Regions from separate parts of the Homo sapiens genome. Here region 2 is linked to region 1. The links are chromatin loops, found by intact Hi-C in ENCODE. Cell type or tissue: dorsolateral prefrontal cortex. All regions are shown on one strand.

Region 1 (8,000 bases):
GCAGAGGAGAAGCTGGCTCCCTGCTGAAGCAGCTAGCCTCCTGCGGCCTCCCAGGAGGGGCCTGGGTGTGTCCCTGGGGACAGGGTCTGTGCCTCGGGTGCTCCTCCCTTGCCCTCACCAGCCACCCACAGCCTCATCAGCGTTTTGGGATGGAAAGTTTCCAGCCTACAAAACCGGAGAGCCCTTGACATCCAGGGTCCCAGTCGAGCCCTCCCACTGTCGGGCTGGGGTTCTGGAATCGGGAACCCCGGGTGCCGGGTGTCAGCTGTGCCATAGGGCTGTGGTGTCACGCGCTACCCCAGACCTCAGGCACATGATCCCCAGGCCAGCTGGGGTCATGGAGGGGCCAGCGGGGGGTGGGGAGGCATGCTCCTCCCAGAGGGACAGAGGCAGAGAGCCCTGGGGTTTGGAACTGTCACTTCCACCTACAGCCCTGTTGGTCAGGTGAGTCATACAACAAGCCCTGCACCCATGGGCAGGCTGGGAGGCGCCTCTGCCCAGGATGGGAGCACAGTCCGGGGCCTGGGAGGCAGCGGCCGCCCTCAGCTTCTTCGCCACTCTCTCCCCCAAACTCCCCCTCTCCAGTTTCCTCCCGAGGCTCACGTTGGAGAGGCCTGGGCTCAGCTACAGTTTCTTGGTCTGGCTTTGCTTGCACTACTTCTTTTAAAGTTTTTTTTTTTTAAATTGTGATAAAATACACGTAACTAATACAGTTGACCACGGTAACCATCTTTAAGTGCACAGTTCAGCGGCATTAGCGCATTCATGGGGTTGTGCGATCACCACCACCATCCATCTCCAGAACTTTCCATCTTCCCAAACTAAAGCTCTTAGTACCCTCCGTCCTGGTGTGTTCAGAATCGGTAGCTGGATCTGGAAGCTCTGTCAGGTTGAGACTCAGTTTTCCTTTTGGGGAAATCATTTTGGCTGGAGCAGCTTCTGTCGTCTTTGCTGGAACCCTTTCTGGGCCGACTGTGTGTCCACCAAGAAGCACAGAGTGGCCAAGACGTGACAGCCGCCATGGTCAGAGCCAGGGCCACAGACGCAAGGGCTGCCGAGCGGCTGACCGCCGGGTCAGGGTGGGGACCGCCTGCTGGCTGCCCTGGTTCTAGGGTCTGGCTTGACTACCTGTCTTTCCTGTGCCCAAGAGCACCTGCCAGGGCTGAGGGTTTTCCAAAGCTTCCGCGTTTGTCTGGGACACATTCTCCCCGTCCCCCCATCCCCCCATCCCCCCATCCCCCCATCCCCCCATCCCACGGGGACACCCGGGTGGGCACTCAGGCAGCTCCAAGGTGGAAGGGCAGCAATCAGGCCTACTTCTCATTCCTGGTTCCGTGCTGGCCCCTCACCTGGGCACACCCTGTTCCGAAAGGCGTGACCTGTGGATCTGATCTTGCTGTCCCCGTGGACGCTGGTCTTGCTTTCTGGGCTCCCAGTCTCCGCTCGGTGACCTCTTGTCTGATCCTCCCCACGAACTTCCTTCTCACGTTCTCCCTTGGTGCACGCTTATCCGGAAACCAGGCAGCCAGGTGTCTTAGCGTCCCGCTCCCCGTCATTCAGAGCCGGAGCCGGGTGGGAGAGGAGATGAGGTGCGCCCGGAGTCCCCTCTGCAGCAGAGGGCTTCCCTGGGGTCCTTGGCCACTGTCCTGGGCTCCAGCTCTCCTGCCTTTCGTGCTGGGGCTGAGATGGCTGAGATGGCTGAGATGGAGGGGCCCTGGAGGCAGAGGCACAGGTGAGAGTGCTCCAGGCAACAGGGGGAAGGACCAAGAAGCTGTCCTGGGGCCCATGGAGCTGGGGCGCATCCACACCCAGGCTTCTGTGCCTTGGCCACAGGGAGGTGCACGCGACCCCACCCCACAGCAGGAGCCCTGAGATGAGGCTGGCCCCCTGCCAGAGCCTCCTGCTGGAGGCAGGACCCTCCACTCACCCAGAGTGGTCCCGGGGCAGGGAAGCCTTCTGGGGATGTGGCCATCGGGCATCTCCTGAGTGGTCCCGGGGTAGCTGAAGCCTCCTGGGGGCGTGGTTGTCTCCTGAGTGGCCGCAGATGCTGTTTTGTTTCCAGCTGCTCTGCATGAATGAGACGTGTCCTTTGACTGAGTCCGTGGGGCTGCCCCAAACCGGTCCTGACAGGCGTCCTTCCATCGCTGGCTGAGCCTTTCTCCCTTTCCCTCCACAGTACATCGACGCCATCAGCAACAAGCAGGGCGAGCTGGAGAATTACGTGTCCGACGGCTACAAGACCGCACTGACAGAGGAGCGCAGGCGCTTCTGCTTCCTGGTGGAGAAGCAGTGCGCCGTGGCCAAGAACTCCGCGGCCTACCACTCCAAGGTGAGGCGGCTGGGGGCTGCGCTGTGCCGGCGCTGGGCCTTGCTGGCAGAAATGACCCAGGCCCCTGCCCCAGCCCCAGCCCCGTGAACACACCGGGGCAGTGTCCAGGCTCGAACTCTCGTTTATTTCGGGTTTTCTTGGGGGTGAAGTTCTGGGAGAATTACCAGGTCACAGGGTGCAGGCATTTTGAAGACTCACATTAGAAATTGCCACCTGCAACCAGGGAGAGTCTGATGGGCTTTCAAGGCCTTCTAGAACATTCTTCTAGAATGTTCTTGGCTCTTCTGCCACAGCCATGTCCTGGGCAGGTGCAGGCTGACGCCAGGCAGGGGACGGTCATGCTCCGTGCTGGGTGCCGGAGTCCCGGTGGGACACCTGGTGGGTGGCCTCTGTGTCCTCACTTGCTCTTCCTGTGGCCCCTCTATCCACAGTCCTGGGGTACAGCCTCTGGGCTCATGGCTCTGCTCACCCGAGGCACTGAGGACCCCCAGCCCCAAGCCTGGGTCCCCAGCCACCCAAGACCACTGTGCCACTGGGCCCCTAGGCCACCCAAGACAACCATGACACTGGCCCCAGGTCCAGCAGCTGCCATAGCTCGGCTGTCGTACGTGGACCTGCCACCCCTCACCCAACCCAAACCTGCCCTATCTCTTTGCTTCCTGGGTAGCCAGGGGCCCTGCCTGGCTCTCAGGTGGCCTCCCCAGTCCCTCCCTCACTGCTCCAGAGTGGCCTCCCTGGGACTCAAACCTGGTCACAGGGTCCTCCCCTGGCTCCCAGGCTCTTGGTGACCTGTGCCTCTACCACCTCTGCCTGCACCCCTGAGCCACTGTGGTCCCAGGTGGGGCCTTGGGTGGTGGCCACATGCTGCTGCCCTCGTGACCTCTGAGAGACCCCTCTGCCCGTCATCTGTTGAGGGCCCCTCCTTGGGCCGGTAGACTCTTGGCCCTGTGTTTCCCGCTAGGCGTCCCCCGGCACAGTCCTGCGGCCCTGTGTCTCCCGCTAGGTGTCCCCCGGCACAGTCCTGCGGCCCTGTGTCTCCCGCTAGGCGTCCCCCAGCACAGTCCTGCAGCCCTGTGTTTCCGGCATCCCCAGCCTTGTCGTTCCTTGTGGGGGAATCCCGCCCTGGGATCCGCCATGTCCCAGGACCAAGCCTGGCCCTGCTGAACCAGGAGCGAGTTCCTCAGGGACGGGCTGCAGCAGCCCCCTCCATGGATATCCTGAGCCCCGATGTGAGCAAGGGGATCCCCTCCTAGGAGGCTGACTTAGCCCCCAGAGCAGGCAAGGCCCAGAGGCCAGACTCCCCACCGGGAACAGGCAGGGCCAGCAGGCCCCTGTTCACCCATAGTCCATGGGTAGGAGTTGGGATGGGATCACATGTGTCCCCTGGAACATTCTGGAACATTTCAAGAGTTTCGAAGATGTAGTTCCGGAGCCAAGCCCACCAGGGAGGCCCTGGTCATGTCTTTCTAAAATAAAGGGTTGCAGGGATCCACGGGCTATACCTTGACACTTGTTCCCCCCACCCACCACACTCTCATGTACGTGCGCGTGCGTGCACACACACACACACGCACGTGATACAGAACCAGTGCTCCAGTCCCCACAGCCTGGGGACAGCCAGGAGACAAGTGCTCTTCCCTCCCTGGAGAGGCCCCTCCTGCCGGCCTGGGCCTGCTGGGCACTGTGGGCAGGTGCAGGCAAGGACAGCAGCAGCACCTTTGACCCCTGGAGGCAGCCTCGCTGCTGAAGGACTCAGCGGTGACAGGCTGTGCTGCCACAGCTGCCAGGCAGGGAGCGCTGTGGAGCGCAGGCCTCCCGCCTGCTAGACCCAGGACAGTGGCGGGCGTCTGCGCCCTCTGGCGGGGGCCAGGCCCCATGACGGGGCCAGGGAGTGAGAGCGGGGCTGTCAGTGGCTGGGGTGCTGCCTGCAGGGATGGAGGGCGGGGAAGCCAGGCTGCTTGCCGCAGGTCTCCCAGGAGGGGTTGCGGGATGTGCCTGCGGTGGCAGCAGCTGACCTCCTGGGCTCGTGGGCCCCCGGGCGTGTGTGGAAGAGGCCTGTGTCCCACAGACCCACTTAGAGACGAGCCTCTGGGCTGGGGGCCAGGGTGTGAGGGCAGCCTCCCAGGGCAGTTCGTAGTAGCTCCCTGGTGCTTGGGTTTGGGCCTGCCTCGGGGCTCTCAGGGTGCGGGGGTGACGCTGGCTCGTGGCCGCTGTGTCAGGGCCGTGCCGCTGCGAGGTCGGTGTCCCTCGGCCGTCTGCCCTAGTGCTGGTCCCTGCTGGCCTCTCCGCGCCACCCAAGACTCACTCCTCTACCACTGATCTCAGCCAGGGCTCGGCAGACGTTCTGAAGGGCCACAAAGTTTGTGCTTTTGGCTCTGTGGGCCGTGCCGTCTCCAGCTCTGTTACTGCAATGTGAGGGCAGCCATGAATGAATGATTCACAAATCGATGCACAGCTGTGTTGCAATAAAACTTTATTTACAAAACAGGAAGCCAGCCCTCGGGCTGTGGTTTGCTGACCCCTGGTCTGAGCCAGCAGCAGAGGGGTAGGGGTGGCATGGGGAGGACTTGCTCAGAATGGCTGTCGTCCAACATCCTCCGTGGGTCCCCAGCGTGGGTGCCCAGCCACATGTAGAAGGGAACGGGGATGAGTTGGGGGGAGCAGTGAAAGCCGGAGAGGCCCCCAGAGGTGCCAGAGACATAGCAGTTCTGGCCCACAGCTTAAGGGTCTGGGGGTCCCGGGAATCCAGGCCCTGCAGCCTGCTTAGGCCAAATGGCCAGGAGGGGCAGGGGTTACTTGATTAGCTCCCAGGACCCAGGCCCGGCCGGCTCCCAGTCCCAGAACCTTTCTCCATGCCTGTGGCTTCCTCCTCCTTTGTCCCCACTGTGCTCAGCTGGTCTGTGTCCAGCAGGCCGCAGAGTACGCCCGAGGGAGCGCGGGCTCTTGGGCCCAAGGGCAGTGGTTGGAGCAGTGAGCCTCAGTGTGTCTGACGGGGCTGCCTTCCTGCCCTCGGCAGCCAGGCCTGACCCCCACTGGGCAGCACCACCCCCTCCCCCGGCCATCTGGGGCGCCTTCCTGGCACTTTGGGGTTTGCCCACCGGAGTTTGACCTTGTGCGTCCCTGTCCGTTCCTCCTTCCTCCAGGCCCTGATGGGCCCCGCGGGCGTTGAGCCTGGGTTTGCTCTCATCCCTGGAGGTCCCCCGACTGCATGGCTTGTGGTCCATCCCCGGCCCTTTACCGGCAGCCGCTTCTGTGGGTTGGGGTCAGAGGCTCACGGGTGGCCTGTCTCGCCGAGAGGTACCACCTGGTGAAGAGCAGCCTCCAGCCCCAGAGAGTGCTCAGGGAGGGCCCTCAGCGCTGTGCCTGGCTGCAGGAGACTGAGCCGGCCCTGACCCCTCCCTTCCTGCTGCTTCCACTTCAGGGCAAGGAGCTGCTGGCGCAGAAGCTGCCGCTGTGGCAACAGGCCTGTGCCGACCCCAGCAAGATCCCGGAGCGCGCGGTGCAGCTCATGCAGCAGGTGGCCAGCAACGGCGCCACCCTCCCCAGCGCCCTGTCGGCCTCCAAGTCCAACCTGGTCATTTCCGACCCCATTCCGGGGGCCAAGCCCCTGCCGGTGCCCCCCGAGCTGGCACCGTTCGTGGGGGTGAGTCTGTGGCCTCTGGAAAGCTTCACGGGTGTGGGTGGGAGGGCAGCTTGTTGTCAGGGCGGGGGGCCGCCAGGGTGCAGAGTCCAGGGGCCCCTGCTGAGGGGGCGGAGGGTTCTCTTTCCCCCTGGTCTTGCCCGGGGTGGGCTCCAGCAACAGCCTGCTCTGCCTGCTTCCCTGCAGCGGATGTCTGCCCAGGAGAGCACACCCATCATGAACGGCGTCACAGGCCCGGATGGCGAGGACTACAGCCCGTGGGCTGACCGCAAGGCTGCCCAGCCCAAATCCCTGTCTCCTCCGCAGTCTCAGAGCAAGCTCAGCGACTCCTACTCCAACACACTCCCCGTGCGCAAGAGCGTGACCCCAAAAAACAGCTATGCCACCAGTAAGGGCTCCGCTGGGGTGTTGGGCTGGGGTCCCTGGACGTGCCTCCTCAGACCCTACAGTCATGCCACAACCCTCAATAGGGGCCTGGGAGACCCTGAGGCTCACAATTATGTGACCGTGTGTACCTACATGCATGTGGTACACACACGTGTGCCTGCCCAGCATCCAGCTCCCTCTTGTCAAGCCTCTGGTGCTCAGTGGGGGCATGAGTGGGGTACAGGGTTAGGCTCATGCAGGCAGCAGCCACTTGGGAGCAGGTAGCTGCTGCTGCGGAGAGCTTAGCCAGCCCACTTACCCACCTGGGGCACAGGCGGCTGTGCTCTCAGCACCTCAACCAGACTCCCTGGGCTTTGCTGCCCCGCCAGCCAGGGGCAGTCCCCTTACCTGTCCCTTGTCCCAGCAGCCGAGAACAAGACTCTGCCTCGCTCGAGCTCCATGGCAGCCGGCCTGGAGCGCAATGGCCGTATGCGGGTGAAGGCCATCTTCTCCCACGCTGCTGGGGACAACAGCACCCTCCTGAGCTTCAAGGAGGGTGACCTCATTACCCTGCTGGTGCCTGAGGCCCGCGATGGCTGGCACTACGGAGAGAGTGAGAAGACCAAGATGTGAGTGTTTCTCGGGGGCGGGCTCCAGGCAGCCGCTGCCTTCAGCAAGTGTGTGGGGCAGCGACACTCAAGTGCACTGAGACCTTGTGTTTAGAGTGGCTGTGCAGGTTGCGGGTCCTCGCCGTAGAAGACCTGGGCAGTGAGAGCAAGCGTGACCTGGGGTCTTCGCCACCAACAGGCGTCTTCTCCCCTGGCAGGGGTCTTCGCCCCAACCACCTCCCTGCAGGGGTCTTCCCCTACAGGAGGGATCTCCCCCCAACAGCAGGGATCTCCCCCCAACGGCAGGGATCTCCCCCAATGGCAGGTATCTCCCCCAATGGCAGGGGTCTTTCCCCATGGCAGGGGTCTCCCCCCAATGGCTCGGGTCTCCCCCCAGCGGCAGGGGTCTCCCCCCAGTGGCAGGGGTCTGCCCCATGGCAGGGGTCTTTCCCCACGGCAGGGGTCTCCCCCCAATGGCAGGGGTCTCCCCCCAATGGCTCGGGTCTCCCCCACATGGCTGTTGTCTTCCCCCATGGCTGGGGTCTTTCACCACAGAGTCTAGTGACCACCTTGCTCCATCGCCTCCCTGTGCCACTCAGATTGCCGCAGGGTGTGGCATCCCACACGTGTACACACTCAGCACGTCCAGCCGAAGCCCTGTGGTGGGCATCAGTTTCCCACAGTTCGCAGGTGCAGAGCAGGGCTTGGCCATCCTGAGACCGCAGGCTTTCTGTGGCTTTCAGCTCTTCCACATGCCAGACGGGCTCTCCAGTTTGGAGTTCTAGAAGTCACCTATGGAGTCAGATGGGCCACACCTCCTCAGTTTACTGAATGCTGTTGCAGAGAGGCTGGGCCAGGGTGCCACCCTCGCTGGACCTGGGGGCTGCATTCCCAGGGCTGTGTTTGTGCGGGTGTGTCTCTTGGCAAGATGGGAAAAGGCCCTGACATTTGTGCCTTCCTAAGCTTGGCCTTGCAGCCATCACTCTGAGGAGGGGGCCGAGGGCAGGGGGTCTCCCAGGAGGCTGCTCCATCTTTCTTCCAGTGGCCACTCCAATCT
Region 2 (8,000 bases), 670 kb before region 1:
CCTCCTGAGTAGCTGAGACTACAGGTGCCCATCACCACGCCCGGCTAATTTTTTTGTATTTTTAGGAGAGACGGGGTTTCACGTGTTAGCCAGGATGGTCTTGATCTCCTGACCTCGTGATCCGCCTGCCTCGGCCTCCCAAAGTGCTGGGATTTCAGGCGTGAGCCACCGCGCCCGGCCTAGGGAGATGGGCTCTTTTACTGTTACATACAGAGCTGCGGGCGGCGCAGCAGCACCCAGAGAGGGCCCAGGAGGGGTGACATTGGGCCTTCCTGGCCAGCAAGTGTGACTCGGCCCTGGCTGCTGCCCTCGCACATGGGTGCAGAGCCAAAGGGTTGTCATGTGCCGACCCACATGCTCGTGCCAGCGCTGGCAGGCCACCGTCGAGGGAAGAGGAAGCTGGGAGGTGCAGGAAATGACCGGAGAGCTGCAGTATCCCAGCACGCCAGCGAGGTGCTGACCCTGGCACTGACCGTGTCAGAGAGAAGGAGGCTTCCTCCACGGCCTTGCACCCAGGACATCGGGCACAGGGGGCTTTCGCCCAGGTCTGCTTGGGACTTAGATCTGGTTTCCCCAGCCCTCTGCCTGTCCACAGACCTCTGCTCACTTAGGGAAGCTTTTGGTAAGACTGGCTTGTCCTGAATCCCTGTGCCAGGCCCCAGCCCCACCTCCCCAACCCCACCCTCCTTTCTCTCTGGCAGGCTTTGGGGTGGCCTGCCACCTTGGCGTCCTTACAGACCTGCCGTGTGTTGGGGTGGCCAAGAAACTTCTGCAGGTGGATGGGCTGGAGAACAACGCCCTGCACAAGGAGAAGGTGAGGAGGGGCCTGCTGCAGGCCATGCCCGGCAGCTCAGTGGCGGGGCTGTGGTGGCCCTGGGCATGAGGACACTTCTGGACCAGCCCTTGCCTGCTGACGCTGCCCTCCTCATCCCTGGCTTGTGGCCTGGAGTAAGAAAGACCTGCTTTCCTCTGGGTGCTGCATTGCCTGTCTCAGCTGAGGGCGCTCTGAGCTCCTCTCCTGCCTCCTGGGTGTGCCTGCCTCTCTGGTCCCCCTTGCCTCTGAGCCACCGTGGCACACCAAGTAGGGCTAAGTCCTCCAGTTACTGGGGACAGGACGGGCTTCCAGGCTGTCCCGGGCGCACTTGGTGCTTTCCCCACCCCGCCTTGCCCCAGCCCCTGTCTCCTCCCCTGCATGCTCAGGTACCACAGCCTCCAGGCCCCCCTCCCGCCAAGACCTGCCTGGAGCTGCCACCCACACTCTTCCTACCTCACCTTCCCCTGCATCTTCCTCCTCTGGGACCCCATGTTGGCACTGGGAGTGAGACACTCACAATGGAGGGAGCTGTTGACACCCCCAGCTGTTTCACTGGATGGCAGATTCTGAGAGCAGAGACTGTGTCTCTCATTCCTCCTAGCTCTCAGGTGCCTGCATGGAGAAGTTGCTTAATAAAAATCTGTTGAGTTGATGGGGACCTTAGACCCACTCAATGAGCCAGTCCACCGCCGCCAGAAATACCAGCCTGTTGAGCTGTGTCAGATGTGCCCAAAGCAGGAGAGAAGCCACAGGAAGGAAGCGGGCTCAGCACCCATCACTGGGCAGTGGCGGCACCTGTGTGGCTGCCAGCCTGGCACAGCGGCCCTGGGCAGATTGTTGCCCTTGTTCTAAGCCCCATCATCAGGTTTGAACAGGGTCTTGTGGGCAGCACCCTCAGCTCAGGGACAAGACCACTTCACCGCCTGCACGCTCAGTGTCGTCTCAGGTGGTGTGGCTTTGCCTGGGCTGTGGCTCACCTCCAAGATCAGTCCCCTTCCCTTTCCTGGCCCAGTGACTGGGTTTTAAAAATAAAGAGACCTGGGCCGGTTGCGGTGGCTCACTCCTGTAATCCCAGCACTTTGGGAGGCCGAAGTGGGTGGATCACGCGATTAGGAGATCGAGACCATCCTGGCTAGCATGGTGAAACCCCATCTCTACTAAAAATACAAAAAATTAGCCGGGCGTGGTGGCACATGCCTGTAGTCCCAGCTACTCAGGAGGCTGAGGTGGGAGAATCGCTTGAACACGGGAGGCAGAGGTTGCAGTGAGCTGAGATCGCGCCACTGTACTTCAGCCTGGGCAACAGTGCGACACTCCGTCTCAAAAAATAGAGACTTGCCTTCAGCCCTTCACCAAGAAGAGAGGGGTTTTTTTCCCCATTTTTCCCTCCATTTTCCAGATCCGACTCCTGCAGACTCGAGGAGACTCATTCCCTCTGCTGGGAGACTCTGGGACTGTCCTGGGAATGGTGAGTAGCTAGGGCCCTGAGCTCCTCCAAAGCCCCGGGGTAGGGGATCCTTTGCAGGCAGACACAGGTGCATGCAGACACGCGTGCACTCACACTTGCCCACATCAACCCCCCGCCTGCCCGTCCATCCATCCTCCTGCCTCTGACTGAGTCCAGGGTGTGATGTTTGTGTTTCTTTCCTCCAGCCGTGCTGAGGGAGCCCACCCTCCCCCAGGGACAAGCAGCAGGAAGGCGCCCTGAGGGTGGGCAGGCCCTGGCCCCTGAGAGCACTGCCCCTTCAGCTTCCCCCTTGCCCCCAGGACATTTTGTCAGAGCTCCAGCTGCTGAGGCTGTCCTGACCCTGGTCCCGGTGGCCCAGCCCACAGGACAGCCCTCGCCTTCCTTGTCACAGGCCCTGAGGAGCCACGACCGCAGCACCAGGCCCCTCTACATCTCCGTGGGCCACAGGATGAGCCTGGAGGCCGCTGTGCGCCTGACTTGCTGCTGCTGCAGGTTCCGGATCCCAGAGCCCGTGCGCCAGGTGGGTGTGCTGGGGATGCGGGGAGGCAGCACAGGCTCCTCTGCTTCCTGCCACCTGCTGTTCAGGGCTCCCCAGCAGCTCAGCTGGGGTCAGAGTGCAGTGACATGAGGACGGGGGTTCCTGGGCCGAGGACAGGTCACAGACATCTTGCTGGAGAGCTTGCTGGGCCCTGCAGTCAGGACAGTAGACTGGGGGGTGCAGGGCTCCCAAGAGTTCATCCCCAGGCCCTGCACCCCATGCACTCAGCCTCCCAGCCTCTCTGAGCCTCCTGCACCCAGATACAGGCCAGCTTGGAGAATCAGTGATGTTAGCTCAGGTGGTGAGGTGTCCTGCCAGTTCCCAGCCAGCCCCTCAGGTCCCAGAGGGAGCAGCTGAACTTGAGCCAGGAGGCTCCTGCAGGAAAGCTGTGCAGGCCCCAGAGACGCCAGTCTGGGGACTTGGGTATGCCCGCCCCAGGACCCAGCACAAAACTGGTGTTCGGTCCCCCAGGAAGGGTGAGAACTCTGCTGAAGCCATCAGCTCAGCTGAGAAAGGACTCAGCCTGTGGGCCAGGGAGAGACAGCTGGCACGAGATGCCCACAGACAGCCTCGATAGGACCAGGGGACCACAAGACACGGGTGGATGCTGTCCCAGAGAAGCCCACAGAGTGAGGGTTCAAGAAAAGTCAGTCTTAGGAAGAGACCCGCTGGAGGAAGGGGAAGGACAGCCCTGGGCAGGAAGGAGTTTGATGTGCTCAAGAAATGGGGGGCCCGGAGGGTGGCTCACGCCTGTAACCCCAACACTTTGGGAGACAGAGGTGGGAGGATCACTTGAGCCCAGGAGTTTGAGGGCGCCCTAGGCAACATAGACCCCGTCTCTACAAAAAAAACGTAAAAACAAATTAGCCAAGTGTGGTGGTGCGTGCCTGTGGTCTCTGCTACTTAGGAGGCTGAGGCGGGAGGATCACCTGAGCCCAGGAGGTCGAGGCTGTAGTGTGCCCTGATTGGGCCACTGCACTCCAGCCTGGGTGACAGAGCAAGACCTTATCTCAAAAAAACTTTAAAAAACAAAAACTCAGCAGGAAGGTGTGGCCGGAGCCAGATGGCAGTGAAGTACAGAGTGGGTGGGAGCCCGTGAGCATCTTGGGGTGCGCCAGGGTTTCAGACGTCACCCACAGGGACTTGGATGGCTGTGAGTTGGCAGCGGGGCGCCCGCAGATTGGCCTTTTTAGGTGGCCGCTGTGCGTGCTGTGGAGGCTGTGGACGCAGGTCTGCACAAGCCATGCTGCTTCCAGCAGCCCAGCCCCTGAGCCTCCCTGGTGTCTGCCCCTTCCCCATCTTACCCCACCGCTTGCCCTGCAGCCTGCCCTGGGGCAGCCGCAGCACCGGTGGAAAACCCCCAGGCCACCACCTTCGGGCCGGGGCCTTCCGGCTGCTGGCGCGCAGTGTGGCCTCCAGGGGGCAGCAGCAGCCCACATACCACAATGGCCCTCGCCCTGGGGAGCTGTGCTCAGTGGTGGCGTCTGAGAGCGGGCTCCACAGCCTTGCAGGGCTTTGCTCAGGGCACAGGTGTGTGGACTCTCAAGCCTGTGAGCTGTGTCCCCAGCCCCCAGGAAAGAGGCCTTTCTTCCTCCATTCCAACTCAGCCGTGTGGTCTTCCGAGAGAGAACCCAAGAAACTGTCCCCCAGGCCTTCAGCCACAGGAACTTTAGGTCGTGCTGCTGCTGCAGACAGCACAGTTCCTGGAGCTCCTGTACCTTTTTCTGCCTCAGCGCGCCCCAGAGTAGGACAGTGGCCCATCCTTGCAAGGGAGGGGACACCTGGCCTGTGAGTACCTTAAGCATCTAGAAATAGAGCAAGGATCTGTGCCTAGCACCAGCAAAGAGCCTGCCAAATCCTGGGCCCACCCTCCAGAGGAAGGAAAGCCGCAACCAGTTGGGATATGCAGCCACCCCGTACCAGGAGCCCGCAGCTTCTTACTGTTGGGCGTGAGCCGAGGATCGTGTCCTGCAGGGCTGGCTCTGTCTCTCGGTCCATTTTCTTCCTGAGCTCACTCACCTCTCAACAGGTTCACCTCCTGCTCTGTTCCAGAAGGTCCTGGGAGAGCACAGACGGGGTTAGTGTTGGTCTGCTCTCTCCCTGGCTCCGCGCCGGGCCGTCTTGGTGGCCCCATGGTCACAGGCGCTGCGGCGCTCCTGGTTGCCAGGTCCAGGCTCTCCTGCCAGGCCAGGCTGGGCCGCTCCAGGGGAAGGTGAGAGGTGCTGGCCCCGCCTACCGCTGCCCCACTTCCCCCATGAATGGAAGCAGGAGCAGGCTGGGGGATTAGCCGTTGCTTTCCATGAGTCGTGCAGCCCTGAAGCTAATCTAAGCTCATCTGAGCTGGGATCAGGGGGACTTCCCAGGGCCAGACCCCCCATGCCCCCGGGGGTTCCCACTCAGACCTGAGCCCTGTTCAGTGTCCCTCCCTGCTAGGGTCTGCCCCCATCCCAGCCTGTGGCCCACCGCCCTCTTTTATCTTGGTGATTCTGGAGACGGGACAGGGGTTACTGCTGATCTAGTCAGGGAGAGGACAGACCAGCTGGGCTCAGAGCCCCCAGAGAAGCAAGTGTTAGCAGGGAAGCCTCGGCTTGCGCAGAGCCTACAGGGAAGCACAGACTGGAAACCAGTGAAGGCTGAGCAGCTCCAACTGCCACTGGTGGGGAGGAGACCCAGGACCCCCTCACTCAGCCTGTCCACTCACCAGCTACTCAGGCCCTTCAGGGACTGCCCAGCTCGGTTTGAGAGCTGCCATTGCGGGGCTTTGACCCCAAAGTCCCAGGCATGCCTGTCCCACACTCGCTGACAGGGCCGCGGCTCCTGAGCCTGAAGAACTGGCTGTGACCTGTGTGTCCTGAGTGGGCTTCTGTGGGGGATGGAGGCATTGCCAGCAGCAGCTCCTGGTGGGAAACTGGTCTAGAGACCAGCTCAGCACCCAGCAGCACGTCTGTCTCCCCCAGGCTGACATCTGCTCCCGAGAGCACATCCGCAAGTCGCTGGGACTCCCCGGGCCACCCACACCGAGGTGAGCACCCAGGGAGGCTGGGGCACTAAAGGGGCATCTCACAGACACCTGCATGGGCTGTTTCCGGTGGCTCAGCCTCTCCTTGTTGCAATATTGTGGCTCAGGACAGACAGTGCAGGGCCAGGGAAGGCAGGGGACACAGGAGAGGTCTTCAAAGAGGGAGGAGAGTGGAGTGGGGTAGACTCCTATTCTCGTGGGAACTCTCCAGAAACACCACTGCCTCCACGCAAAGCCCTGGAACTACGGCCCTGTCTGGTCCAAGCCCTACCTCCCAATAGGGCTATCCCCAGCCTTCCTCAGTCCACTTAGCCTGTGAGGTACCAGGACGTGGGCTCTGCAGAAAAGGCGTGGCCTCGGAGTCAGACATGATCCAGCCCTGCATAGCCAGCTGTGGCGTTTGCACTCTTCGAGCCTCAGCTTCCTCATCGTCGGGATAGGCTCTGTAATTCTTGTCCCACTGGTTCTTGTAAGTTAGAGTGACAGTGTGCCTGGCACAGTCACCGCTAACAGTGCAAGGCATTGTCTTAAAACCATTGCAGATGGTTTGATCCTGCTAGCAACCTTGATGTGAGACAAGTACTGTGACCCCACTTTACAGATGAGGAGGCTGGGACACTGAGTGTTGATAAGGAGTAAAGCAGAATTCAGTCTGGCTACTTCCTCTTCTCTCAGTGTGGGCAGTTTGGATTCCAGGCCCTGCATCTGAGCCTCCAGGCTGAGAGGACACCCCCACTCCCTAGGCAAAGATCGCAGGAGGCCCCAGGCCTGGGATTCGCCCTGCCCTCGCCCACGATTAGTTACTGAAGGGCTGCGGTTCCTTCGTGCTCATTTTCCCTCTAAGCCAGGGGCTGTTCCCAGGCCTCCCTAGGCTGCTTTGAGAACTGAGGGAGCAGGTGGCGGGGACCCCCCAAGCTCTCCCAGAGTTGGAGGCCGGCCCGCTTGAATGCAAGCTGCGTGTCTGAGCAGCGTGCTCTGCCCTGCCCTCTGCCCTGGGCTGTAGCAGGTCCTGAGTGTCCAGGCCAAGCGCAGTTCCCAGACCCCATCTGGGGTGTGAGGGGGTGTCAGGTAGGCGCTAGCATCTGATGCTGTCCCTTTCTCAATGTCATCACCAGGAGCCCGAAGGCGCAGAGGCCAGTGGCATGCCCCAAAGGAGACTCCGGAGAGTCCTCAGGTGAGGGCCAGCCCCCACAGGACCACAGCCCAGGCCCCAGGACAGCCCCAAGGCCAGGCTCCCAGGAGCAGGCGGGCAAGGACTGGCAGTAGGGTGGAACTGGGCACCATGAAGACAAGAAGGCCACCGGCCACCCCGTTCTGGCCTCAGGACACTGACCACCCCTGGGGGTGGTCTAGGGACTTAGGGGAACCTCATCTCAGCCGCAGGTGGAGCACCCAGTCCCCAAAGACAGGCTGACCGCACCACCCCAGGGGGACGCCGCAGCACAGCCCAGCACCAGGTGGGGCAGAGGTGACCACGGCCCCTCTTTGCTCCGTCATCGGCTGGTCAGCTGTGGTCACGGTGCCTCAGAGGACAGATCTCTATGGGGGCAAGTGCCAGATCCTGAGAGCGCATGAGACGCTTTCCCGGAGCCGACGAAGGGGACTCGGAGCTGCAGCCTGCACGACCCCTGCAGCCTGTGCTTTGCCCACCCCTTTCAATAGATGGAACTTGCTTGCTCTTTTTTATTCTTCTCAGGATTCATTTTTTATTTCACATATTTGTTTGTTTGTTTATTTATTTCCATTGATCTCTTTACCCTGAGGTTTACTTGCAAAATCAGGGTTCATTTTTAAAGCAGGTCCTCAGCCCCAGCCACACTGAACCACCTCTGCCCTGACACGGGAGGGGTCCTAGCTGGGGTAGCTGGGCTTTAGCACCTGCTCACTGCCTGCCATGACCCCTGACCCCAGTCCTGGCCATCCTCCAGCCTGTCCCAGGAAGAGGGAGCAGAGAGCCTCATCTCAGCCTGGAGGGGGCCGAGGACGGGGGCAGCACACGGGCAGTCTGGGCTGTGGGGCAGGAGGCCAGACAGGGTGGCACTGGTGCCTGAGGGGTTGGGTGCCAGGCTCTGTGCCCGGCGGGGGCTAGGATCGGGGGTGGCACCGTCCCCACAGGCTCTGAAAGTTGATCACTGTCCTCTGTCCTTGCCTGCCTTGCCCC

Evidence for each region. Peaks named below come from ENCODE experiments on the same cell type or tissue, not always from the same donor. Only the 100,000 strongest peaks of a DNase experiment are listed, where the experiment ranks them.
Region 2: a loop joins it to region 1, with 5 times the contacts of the local background. A loop is called at or near these places in 35 of 110 quality-filtered maps.

Annotation. Positions count from the first base shown.
Region 1 is chr17:81,097,752-81,105,751 of GRCh38, forward strand. BAIAP2 (BAR/IMD domain containing adaptor protein 2) reads left to right here. Exons shown (of 14, transcript NM_001144888.2): 7 at 2,177-2,329; 8 at 5,751-5,972; 9 at 6,156-6,357; 10 at 6,763-6,964. Among named protein-coding and RNA genes, the nearest start is that of MIR657, 24 kb to the right of the region's middle. RefSeq lists enhancers at 3,950-4,467, 4,468-4,984. In dorsolateral prefrontal cortex, CTCF peaks have their summits at 26, 4,157 (motif pointing left) and 4,360; a DNase peak (open chromatin) is centred at 4,160; H3K4me3 peaks cover 437 bases; H3K27ac peaks cover 5,480 bases.
Region 2 is chr17:80,422,819-80,430,818 of GRCh38, forward strand. ENDOV (endonuclease V) reads left to right here. Exons shown (of 10, transcript NM_173627.5): 5 at 702-814; 6 at 2,214-2,282; 7 at 2,674-2,802; 8 at 5,778-5,842; 9 at 6,955-7,013. Among named protein-coding and RNA genes, the nearest start is that of MIR4730, 7.4 kb to the left of the region's middle. RefSeq lists enhancers at 2,135-2,636, 2,637-3,136. In dorsolateral prefrontal cortex, CTCF peaks have their summits at 4,245 (motif pointing right) and 4,460; a DNase peak (open chromatin) is centred at 4,273.